2 separate regions of the Mus musculus genome follow, and region 1 is linked to region 2. The links are chromatin loops, found by intact Hi-C in ENCODE. Cell type or tissue: heart. All regions are shown on one strand. Each heading gives the region's core, and the rest is flanking DNA. Links, peaks and the distances in the headings are about the cores only. Region 1 overlaps Arid1b (AT rich interactive domain 1B (SWI-like)). Region 2 has its middle 14 kb from the start of Gm29050.

Region 1 (5,374 bases), core at 81-5,080, 400 kb after region 2:
AAATTCCTTTCAGGATAGAGAAAACAAGTACCCACGCCTGACAACTAGGACCCCTAGCCACGGCCCTGCTGGACCCCTAGCCATGGCCCTGCTGGACCCCTGACCATGGCCCTGCTGGACCCCTAGCCATGGCCCTGCTGGACCCCTAGCCATGGCCCTGCTGGACCCCTAGCCATGGCCCTGCTAGACTCCCAGTCACAGCCTGCTAGACTCCATCAGGAGAGAGTGTCTCATTATGGTCACCCTTCCTTTAACCCTAAACCATCCCAGAACTAAAGAGAACACGTGTGCCAGTCCCTGAATCCGCTTCCTCAGAAAACTACCTACTTGGCAAGACTTTCTACCTCCACTTCCAAGGTTACCCATAGCTCACTAAGGCAAAGTGAATTTATTATTTAAAATTACATATAAACAGCAAAAAGAAAATCTATGGATTCTTAATTCAGTTGGTAATGCTTCAAAACTTAGATATCAACTCCTAGATCAATGTTGGGATTCCCAATCATTTCTGAAGAGTAAATGAACTTCTGAGACACCCACAACAGAAAGCCAGAAACCCACATTGAGAATATGGAACTGTCTCCGCTAATCACTGCACCTGGCTTTCTGAGGTTTATTTCAGGACCTGGAGCAGTGGCTGCCGTACTGCTCAGCCAGCGTGCATTATCTAAACAGTTCCCAGAAATACCCAGCCAGCTAAGGCGCTTCCCCAATAGACTTGTTCCCTGTTTCCAAAAGTCTGCGTGAGGCAGAAAGCTGAGAAAAAGAAGAGACCATTCTGTATAATGATTCGATTTTCCAGTTTGGGTTTTTATCCTCTGTAACGGAGCAACATTTTGCACTGGCGCAAAGCCAGTGACTGACTAGAAGGACCGGGAGATGGCATCATCTGCCACAGCACAGCAACCTGCAATTCCTTGCATTGTCACAATCCACTCCTCCCAGGTCCCATCCCCGGCCCCCCCAAATCAGGCCACTACTCTGCAAAACCATACAGTTGCCATTCACACCGCTAAAATGAGCCAGTTCTAAGCCCAAGGCCCCAAACACTCATGGTCCAGGTATCAGGGCAGGCCCTGGCAGCATCAGCATCACCCAAAAGGGAGCAATAGGGGCCCTACACAACTGCCTGTGTCTACGCAGCACTGGCTAAAATGTGGGTGTTCTATAAATAACTTGCTGCTAGGAGGGTGTCTGGGGCAGCCACATACCTCATAGCACACATAAATGCTAATGTTCGCATCTATGTTGCTGCTTCCCAACACAGTGGAAGGATCTGATATTGTCTATCCATAACTCAAGAGCTAACTACATTACAAGATCAGCAGTGTTAAAATATATAAACATGTGTGTGCCACACCTCTCTGTCACACACACACATATACACAAACCTACTTGTCCATAGGAAAGGATCTAACCACATGGCCAAAATATATCATATACAAAAAGAGAAGTAAATAAATCTTTAAAAAGAGCGAGAGGTTGAGAGAGAGAGAGTAATCATGACAGCTTATTTCCACATCCAATCATACAACACCCCAGGTTTCTCCCTTATGATACCATGGCCAATGATGACATGATCACACATCTCCAGAAAAAACCAAATCCACAATCTCAACGTTACAAAAGAAGTCAACCGATTAATAAGATTAAAAAGAAAAACATCACAGGTGCCCGAGTGGAACCTGAGGAAGGCTTTTTACTAATAAACTATGACATGGCATTTTTGAAAAAAGCCTAATTATAACATGCAGTGAGAGGCAGCAAGGTCAAAGTTTGACACAAAGCAGAGAAAAAGCAACTCCTCTTTGCTATTTACAAAGGAGAAGAGCCTGAAGAGAAGCCAGCATGAATGAGATACCCCCTAGTGCTACCCAACCATGCCTACAAACCGTTAAGCAGCAAGTTCTATACTGTCGATGCCTCACCAGTGTAAGAAGATGCACATCTAAACACTTGTCATTTTCTAGCAATCTATTCCAAAAAAGAAAAGGTGTGGTCCTGTTATCCAGGATTTTCTAGATTTCATCAAACTCGACTCCCTTCCAGAATAGCTTAATAAGAGAGAACTTTTGCCTGGCTCTCACGTTCGTATTTCCTCAAGGCCAGAATGCTGAGAGAGCACCCTAAAGGTCAGCACAGGCTGCCCCTTGTCCACTGACAGGTCACTCCAGAGTCTGCTGCCTTTAACAATGGACACCATTGTCTGCCGTGGATGCTCAGCCTGGCCTGGAAGTAAACATCACTGTAAGAAACAATTTCGTTTCCCCATTAGTTATCTGTCATGCTAGCAGTAGCCTCCTAACATACTTGGCACTCACCCATACGGAGCTGACTTTGGAAACAACGTGCTGGGTCCTACTTACAGTTAAGTCAACTTCAAGAAAGAGTTGGCTTAAAATTGTTCCGAATGAGTAGAGTTCTTGCCCAGCACACACAAAGCCCTGGGTTCAATCCCAGGGACACACAAAATCTACTATACTAGCAGCCGATACTGGCAACCCTGGCACACAGGGGGATGAGTCAGAAGTTCAAGGTCATCGTCTGCTACATAGCAAGTTCCAGGCCAGCCTGGGAACATCCAACTGCCTCTAAATTTAAGATAATAAGAATAATAATAACAAACCTTCAAAAGTAAAGTACATTTGGTGAAACCTTACTGAAGCCGTGCGTAATTACACTCCAGTAAATTCACTTGGTGTAAACGGTGAGCCATGACAGTAAATGTATATCAATAACATATTTGTTCAAATGGAAGCACAGGTAATCTGAACAGATTCCTAAGGACACTCAGGTAGTAACTAATGATACCTGAATCTGTTTCTACTCATTGAGCTTCTAAGAGAAAAAAGAAAAAAAAAAAAAAGCCACTGAAGTACATCAAGGTTTCCGACGCGTGTTAATTATTCAGTCACCTAATTAAACCAAAAAGGGTCAGTTAGTCTTATGCAAATAGCCTCCAAACCGGGCCTAACTGTACTGCGAAATATTCTGCATCTGTGATCCATAAACACCTTGGTGTGTGCAGCTCTGCACAGTGCTCCTCCCCCACACCACAGGGAACAAGGGCTGAGCCTTGGGATTCCTCAGCCTCAAGCACGCATCCACAGCTCCAAGCATGCATACAGCAATTGTGCACACACAGCATTCACACATACAAAGTAATGAGCGCACACACAGCAAGCTTGTACATACAACAAACCTGCATGCACAGCGAGCTTGCATCCACAGCTCCAAGGGTGCATCCACAGCAAGCACGTAGCATGCTTTTCCCGGGCCACAGAGAACCACAGAAGCCTCTTGGAAAAGAGCACTCCTCTGAAAAGGCACACACAGGCCACAATGCCCCAGTTCCAAAACTTCCTATGGCCCCTTAAGTAAAAATAGTTCTGCTATAGTGCCATAAAAATTTCAAAACATCTATTTTGTAAATGTAAATATTACACAAAAAATTAATGGGATTCTTATTAATATTCATTTTCAGCTTTCCATAAATCTGTTGTTTTAAGTAACACACAGCAGTTCTATCAAACATAAATATCACATTTACAAAATCAAAGTGGCATGAGTCACAAAATAAGGCTCAGAACACAGGGCTCCAGGACCTGGGCAGCAACAAGCAACAGCTGGACACAGCAATAGCAAAAAAAAAAAAAAAAAACCAGCAATAGGCCAATAGGCCAATAGGCCACCTCCCTAAACCTGCCGAGACCCAAGTGCATCTGCGCTGCTCCCAGAACAAGCTGGGAAATTTCATAGACCCAGTAAAATTTTAAGTCACCGCTGCTGGGAAAATACAGGGTTAAATAATAGAAAGGATCCTGTTCTAGGTTTGCCGATGGTGACAGTAACATTGGTGTGCAGCCTAGGGAATCGATGCCGCTGCCCTATCAGAAGTCACCTTTGCACATACACCAGCCCAAGTTATAAAGGAATATATGCTCCCTTAATAAGAGAAACAGAACTGAAAACACCACCCCCGTTACACTGATTTCTTTATAAGGTGACTGTGTGCTGTGCGGTAAGATTACTAAACCTTCCCGCAGCTAGTCCTGTATTTTTCAAATTAGTTCTCAGAGCAGAATTACTGGTATTCTCGGAGCACACTGAAGACGTTGCTCTCTCGGCTTCAGTGAGGAAGCAGGATATTGGTTAGAGTGCATTGGTTAATGTGTCCAAGCGTGCTCTGGGTTATACCCATATCCAGGACACATTTCTCACACGATGCGATGCGGACAAAAATACAGTGACCAAAAGCCTGGCCAAAAATGCATCCTTAACTACAGACAGACAAAACCAAAAGGAAAACAGGAGAAAGGTTATTTCCAGTTAGAATAAAGGGAAGAGCATATGCCAGGAATAAATCTGACTTAATATTAATGTGAGTTTAATTTTCTACTCGCTGTCTTAAAACTATTATAAAAATAGTCAAAATTAAGTAATAGAAAAAAATCAAGGTACCTAACATAACTGATTTTGAGTTACAAATATTTTCATCCCATACAACAGAACACACAAACACACACACATCCTACATTTTTTATATGGGGGGGGGGTGTTTTTATTTCTTAAATAATAGGCCTTTTTGTATGAGCCATGGCTACTAAATTCACCCAACCAGATAACAGTCATCTATACCTAGGCAAATATACAAATGTAGGCCATCGTGGCATCTTGATAAGATCTGAAGTACCAAGCAACCTAAGGTTTGTGGAAGAGGGGATGGACTGACCTTATAAGACACTATATCTTAGCTTCATTTTAAGAAATAAGGAAGAATCCTGGGGCTTCCTGCCTTGTAACCCTAAACTAGCTTACACTTTACTATATCTATAAACTAAAAATAAAATAACATACACAGAATTCAAGACAAATGTATACTTACTAAAAGTTTACATATGTGAGCAGTCCTTAGGACTCCTTTTGAGACTGGCTCTATCTAAATACTTACATTTAAAAAAAAAATCATAAACTGGCTTATTTCAATCTTTAAAAGACCTCTTTCAACAACAGGCAGGTTTTATTCCCAGTAACAAAAAAATAAAAAATAATAAAAAAAAATTGCCATCCAACACAAACCATTTGCCTAAAATCAAAAATGAAACTAAATGTATTAAAAGCCAAAAACAGATTTATTTTTCCATTATTTAATATGACTTTGTAATTTATGACCTATAGCCTGGCATAACTTAATAATGTGGACAAGTGGCTACCTAACACAGCTATCATAACAAATACTAAATAATACTGTCCTTCCAAAAGCAAAACAAAAGGAAAAAAAATAAAAGTATGAAAAGAAACAATCTACATGTTACCGGTAAGGTAACTAAGAAATCTGTGAATTGAGGTCATATGTCTGCCCTTTTTTTCTCTG
Region 2 (5,374 bases), core at 316-5,315:
TTTTGAAGTATTATCCTATGAGGTTAGATATTTCACTATTTCCCATGAAGAAACTGCACATACTCACCTGTGCTTGGGGGCACACACAGGCCAACCTCCAATCAGGTGTGGCTCCTGTAGGCTACCATGAAGCCCTCCAATCAGGTATGGCTCCTGTAGGCCACCATGAAGTCCTGCTTGCTTTCCTAACCACAATCTAGAAGGCAAGCTCAGTCCTAAGAGTTGTTCATAAAGTTTCTTTTTAATTTTTTAATTTTTAATTATGTGCATATGCATGTGTTTGAGTGTGGATTTGTGTACGTGAGCGTAGCACCCTTAGAGGATGTCCGATCCACTAGAACTGGTGTTACAAGTGGACTGGACTCTGGTCCTCTTCAAGAGCGGTACAAGCTTCTAACGGCCGCACTCTGTCTGCAGCTTCACAAATGACAAGGTTTTGGTGCCTCTACCTCAACTCCTCTGAATCCAGTTTGTCCCTGATCCTGGCCAGGTGGCCTGTGTTACTACCTCTGCCCTCTCTGGAGCTCCATGGCTCACTCATTCCTCTGCCATGACCTTAGTTATCTATTGTGGTGGTTTGAATATGCTTGGCCCAAGGAGTGGTGCTGTTGGGAGGTGTGTCCTTGTTGGAGGAAGTTGTCACTATCTATGGGCATGGGCTTTGAGAGAGCCTCTTCCTAGCTGCCTGGAAGCAATCTTCTCCTGTTTGCCTTTAGAATGAGACATAGAACTCTCAGCTCCTCCAGCACCATGCCTGCCTGAATGCTGCCATGCCTCCTACCATGATGATAATGGCCTGAACCTCTGAACCAGTAAGCCAGCCCCAATTAAACGTTGTCCTTTATAAGACTTGCCTTGGTCATGATGTCTCTTTACAGCAATGGAAACCCTAGCTAAGACACCTACCTCTCTCATCTTGGGCCATCCTTCAAACCAAGCTTACCTGGGCTCCTCTGGGTGGATTTGATTTTCTTCCTTTTAAACCACAGGAATGGAAGGCCAGCTACCTAGAGAGGTACCAAGTTCTAACTGTGGGTCACAGTTCAAACAGATCTCCCTACTTCAGCATCTCAGTTGCTGAGATTAGCAGAGATGTGTCACCACATGAGAAATGGCTCTCTCTTAATAACAGCCTTGAAAATGTATTCGCAAAACAATAGCCAAAGCCATAGCTGTGGGCATGTCTGTGGAGGAAGGTCTAGATTCCTTATTGACGAAGAAAGACCCAGCCCATTGTGAACAGCTCTGTTGGGTCTCAGGCAATCCATATATCCAGTTTGAGCTCATTTCTGGATATTTGCACAGCCTGAGACCTTGCATCCCAGCCTTTTGTTGATGAGGGATGGTGTAGTCTCTTCTGCAGCTACTTCTTGGCTGGTGAGGACCATCCTGGTAGTCCAGGAAGCTGGAATGCAAGGCAAAAGTGGGGAGGGCCTGGGAGCTAGCAGCATCTGGACGTACGCATGGCCTGAGACCTGACAGACACATGGTCTGGGCCTCTTGGGCTGTTTAAGAAGAAAGAGCACAAAGAGGCAAGGGTCCATCGTGTATCTCTGCTCTAGACTAGGGATGGGATCTGACCAGCTGCCCTTAACCTCTCTCGATGGTAGTCTCTAACCCGTCACCGAAAGCCAAATAAACCCTTCCTGAACTATGCCGCTTTGGGTGGTGATATTTTTTCACAGCAACAGAAACGGAACTAGAAAGCTAGAAAAAAAAAAGACCATCTTTATTAATTTTGTGAATTTAAGCAATATCTTTGCCTACACTTGCCTAGAGATCTAAATAAAATCGTTAAGCAGTTCCTGTTCCAACCCCTACCACAGGGAAGTATTCTCCTTACTGGGTCCCCACCTCAAGCATTGCCTGCCCATGGGCCACTCAGGCTTCCTGGTCACGGAGACCCTCAGTGTTGGTCAGCTCACAGTCCCCATACCCGGATGCACGCTGGGCATATCTGCTATGTTTGAGGTGAGACTTTGAAAGTCGTTGTAAAGTCCCACCCCTCCTTCTTATAACCTATTTTAGAAACAGGGGCATTTTAGATATAATCAAATTCGGGTGAAGTTATATTTGATTATTTGCAACAACTACTGTACTAACAAACAGAGAAGCATAGATCTGCCCAGGGACAATGCCGCATGGAGACCGACATAGGACAACTGCGGTGAAGGGTCTTCTAGTGAACCTCCCTGGAGCCTTCAGAGTGCTCTATGAACACCTTGACTTTGGATTTGCATCCACTAGAAACAAGAAATAATTCATTTCTGAAAATAATACGATCTCTAAGCCTCTCAGTTTGTAGCACTTCAGCGAAGCTGCCCCAAATGAGCATCCCTGCTCCTGTACACCAATGCAGGGTGCTTGGCACACCAGCTGGGCTTGTTGAGCAGGTCACTCACAGACCCACTGGGGCCTTGGGACAGGCAGTCATCCTGTCGCGCTTTTCGGACGCCCCACGAGGACATTCCGAGTAAGCTACGCCTTCCCTGTCAGTTGTGTCCCCCTTTATCATTGTGCCCAGGTTTCTCCCTGTGTTTTCAAGGGCACAGCGCGGACTTCCTGATATAGCTGCAAACGCCAAGTGTCATTCAGGCTTTCTGCCAGCAGAGGGCGGACGAGCTGCGGGCTGGCTGCTGCTGCTGTGGATATACTACGTGGGGCTTCGGGCCAGGACACCACCGCGTTAAGACAAGGGATGCTGTCCCAGCCCGGAGGCCAGGGCCTCTGGCTGTGCTCTGCTCTTTCCGTGAACCCTGAAAATTAAGTCCAGTAGAGCATTCTAGAGTCGCCCAAGACACATTCAACTCTGATCGTCCTATGCGCCCGGTGGTCACACTGCTGAGCAGTTCTTGACCACACCCCAGATCTTCCGCACAGGCCACTCCAAGCGTGGGTGTAGGTACTGCCGGAATCCATGACCTGGAGAGAAGGGTGGGCCGTGTCCTCCCAGGACAAGCCTCTCTGGCGACACTCCGTCACCCTGCTGAGTTTGGGTTCCCTCTCATCTCATGCTCCCGCAGTATGGAGAAGCCTCTTCCATAGTCAGTAACAAATCTGTAGGGCGAAGGCCTTTGCCACCAGAGTGGTGCTTCCCTTGGGATCTCTGTGAATGACTATCACCTTGGTACAAACAACTTCATGTTCCAGCCAAAATAAATGGGGGTGGGGAGGGATGTCAAGCCAAACTAACAGCCACCTGAAACCCCATCTTTACTCCATCAGTAATAGTACTGACATTTTGCTATGCGTGCCCCACATTCTCCTGTCACTTGCACGTGTGGGTGTCTGCTCTCGACACTGTAATTTGCTTTTCCAACAAAGGGCACTGAAGGGACACTTGAGAGTCCCAAAAAGAGCTGTTGGGGTAGCTTATATGGCAAAGGTGCTTGCCGCCAAGCCTGGTCCTCGTTCCATCCCTGGAATCCATGTGGAACCCCTGGAACAGACTCTGACCTGCTCACTTGAGACATGGCATATGGGTACATATGCAGAAACACAACCACACAACCACACACACACACACTAATGAAATTAAAAAAAAAAAAAAAGAGCTGTCCACTCTGAAAGGAAAGGGAGTAGGCTGGCTGGCAGGCCAGGGACTGTCCCTGTGAGCCTGTCACCCTGAGTCATCTGAGGGCTTGTCCCTAAAGTAGGGCTTTTTTTTTTTTTTTTTTAGGAAAATCCAATTCCTATCCCTGCCTGGTCCCTCTGCAGCTCCTGGGTGTCTTTATCTGGTATGAATTTAAATCTGAAAAGATGTAAAAGAACTCTGTATTGACACACAGAGAACTCCACACCTCTTTTTCCTCACGCTGGCAGAGAGCCGTGGAGGGGTGGGAGGGTGACTGCCTCCCCCAGACAACATTCAGTGATGCCTGGCTGGAGACATTTTAGTTGTCACGACTGGGGAAATGCCATGGCTGCTGGCGGGTAGAACAGAACCCACTCCCCTAGCCCCCCAAAAAGAGAATTGGTCACTCCAAATGTTGACAGTCTCGAATTGAGAAATATTATTCCAGGTATTCCTAGACACTCCCTTAGGGCCCAAGAGACCTTAAACCTTGATCTAACTCGGTACCGCCAGGTAACAATGGCCTTGACCCAGAACCCCCAGGCCTTGTCCCTTGGCCCAGGACATAAAGAGTTGGTGATGAAGGCAGGCAAAAGGTTGCAAGGCAGGTCTGCCAGGCAGTGTGTGGGTGTCGGGGTGACTGTCACTGGGGTTGGCTTCCTGTTTCATCCTCTTTATTGCGCATGGATTCAGGCCAGTTCCTAAGGTACTGCAGGAAGATGGATCTCATCCCAGGAGTCTTTTCTTCCCAGGTGCTCTACGCAGCACAGCACCAGCAAACCTTCCTTACCCCGAACGGCACTTTGAGAGCTCAAAGGAGCCAAAGGAGCCTTGGGTGTTTTCATTTGCAACCGTCTTCTTTCCCAGGTAGGAGTCCAGTCTGGGTTCATGCAAGGCCTCAATGCCTCAGTTTCTTGGTTAGTAAATTACAAGTAATAACATCTGCCGTCTGCCTCGGGCACTTTCACACACATTATCTCTCCAGCTCTCAACACCCTGGGAAGAGAGCGGCTCGCCCACTCGAAGGCACCTGGGCTCTGACTTCAGGTACCTTTCCCCAAGCTACAGGACCAGCAGAGCAGGTTCTGAGGAAGGCAGGCAATATAACTCGATTCCCTCACGCTGTGAGCAGGCTGCATGCGCCTACCACTAGGTCTTGGGTCTGCTGCCAGATTGAATCACTTATAACCCCCTGCAAAATCAAGATGCCTTAAAACTCTAGTGTTTTTTGCTCCTGAGATGCTCAGATACTACCGTGGAGGGTCTTTTTACTGCAGAATCTGAGAGTCTTGGTCTTGAGTACACATCTCTCAACCATTTGTGAGGCTCAGGATGAGTCTGTTCCAAGAAATGTTCAAAGGGTTAGCATGAGGCCCAGTTAGAGTGACTGGCAATCACACACTAGGCCTTAGGGCTCAGTCTCTAGCTACAGCACAAAACTGGGTGCGGTGACACAGCTTGGAACAGCAATGCTCAGGAGGTAGATACTGGAGAGGAGGCAGGAGTTCAAGGGCATTCCCCAGCCTTGTGTACATGAGATCTTGCGGGTGGGCTCGGGGGTGGGGGTGGGAGTGAGGGCAGGATGTCAGAAAAGGTTGATGCCTGTCAATCTGCTGCTCCAGAATCTTGAGTTTGGAGACAGCCTGGACTAGAAAGACCCCACTATCCTCCTGGTGCTATGATAAAATATCATGACCCAAAACAACTTATAGAAAAGGAGCTTATTAAAGACTTGTGTTTCCAGGGGGGGGTGATAGAAGCCCATCCCGGTGGGAGGGAGGGATGTCACTGAGTGGCAGT

Evidence for each region. Peaks named below come from ENCODE experiments on the same cell type or tissue, not always from the same donor. Only the 100,000 strongest peaks of a DNase experiment are listed, where the experiment ranks them.
Region 1: it touches region 2 in a loop (2.2-fold over the local background); 5 of 42 quality-filtered maps call a loop at or near these places.

Annotation. Positions count from the first base shown.
Region 1 is chr17:4,998,821-5,004,194 of GRCm38, reverse strand. All of the region lies in intron 1 of Arid1b (AT rich interactive domain 1B (SWI-like)), which reads right to left. Among named protein-coding and RNA genes, the nearest start is that of Arid1b, 6.4 kb to the right of the region's middle. In heart, for the core only: no CTCF peak of the experiment used is centred there; DNase peaks (open chromatin) are centred at 1,024 and 2,324.
Region 2 is chr17:5,394,863-5,400,236 of GRCm38, reverse strand. No RefSeq gene overlaps it. Among named protein-coding and RNA genes, the nearest start is that of Gm29050, 14 kb to the left of the region's middle. In heart, for the core only: CTCF peaks have their summits at 2,399 and 2,602 (motif pointing right); a DNase peak (open chromatin) is centred at 2,636; H3K4me3 peaks cover 288 bases; H3K27ac peaks cover 377 bases; H3K27me3 peaks cover 490 bases.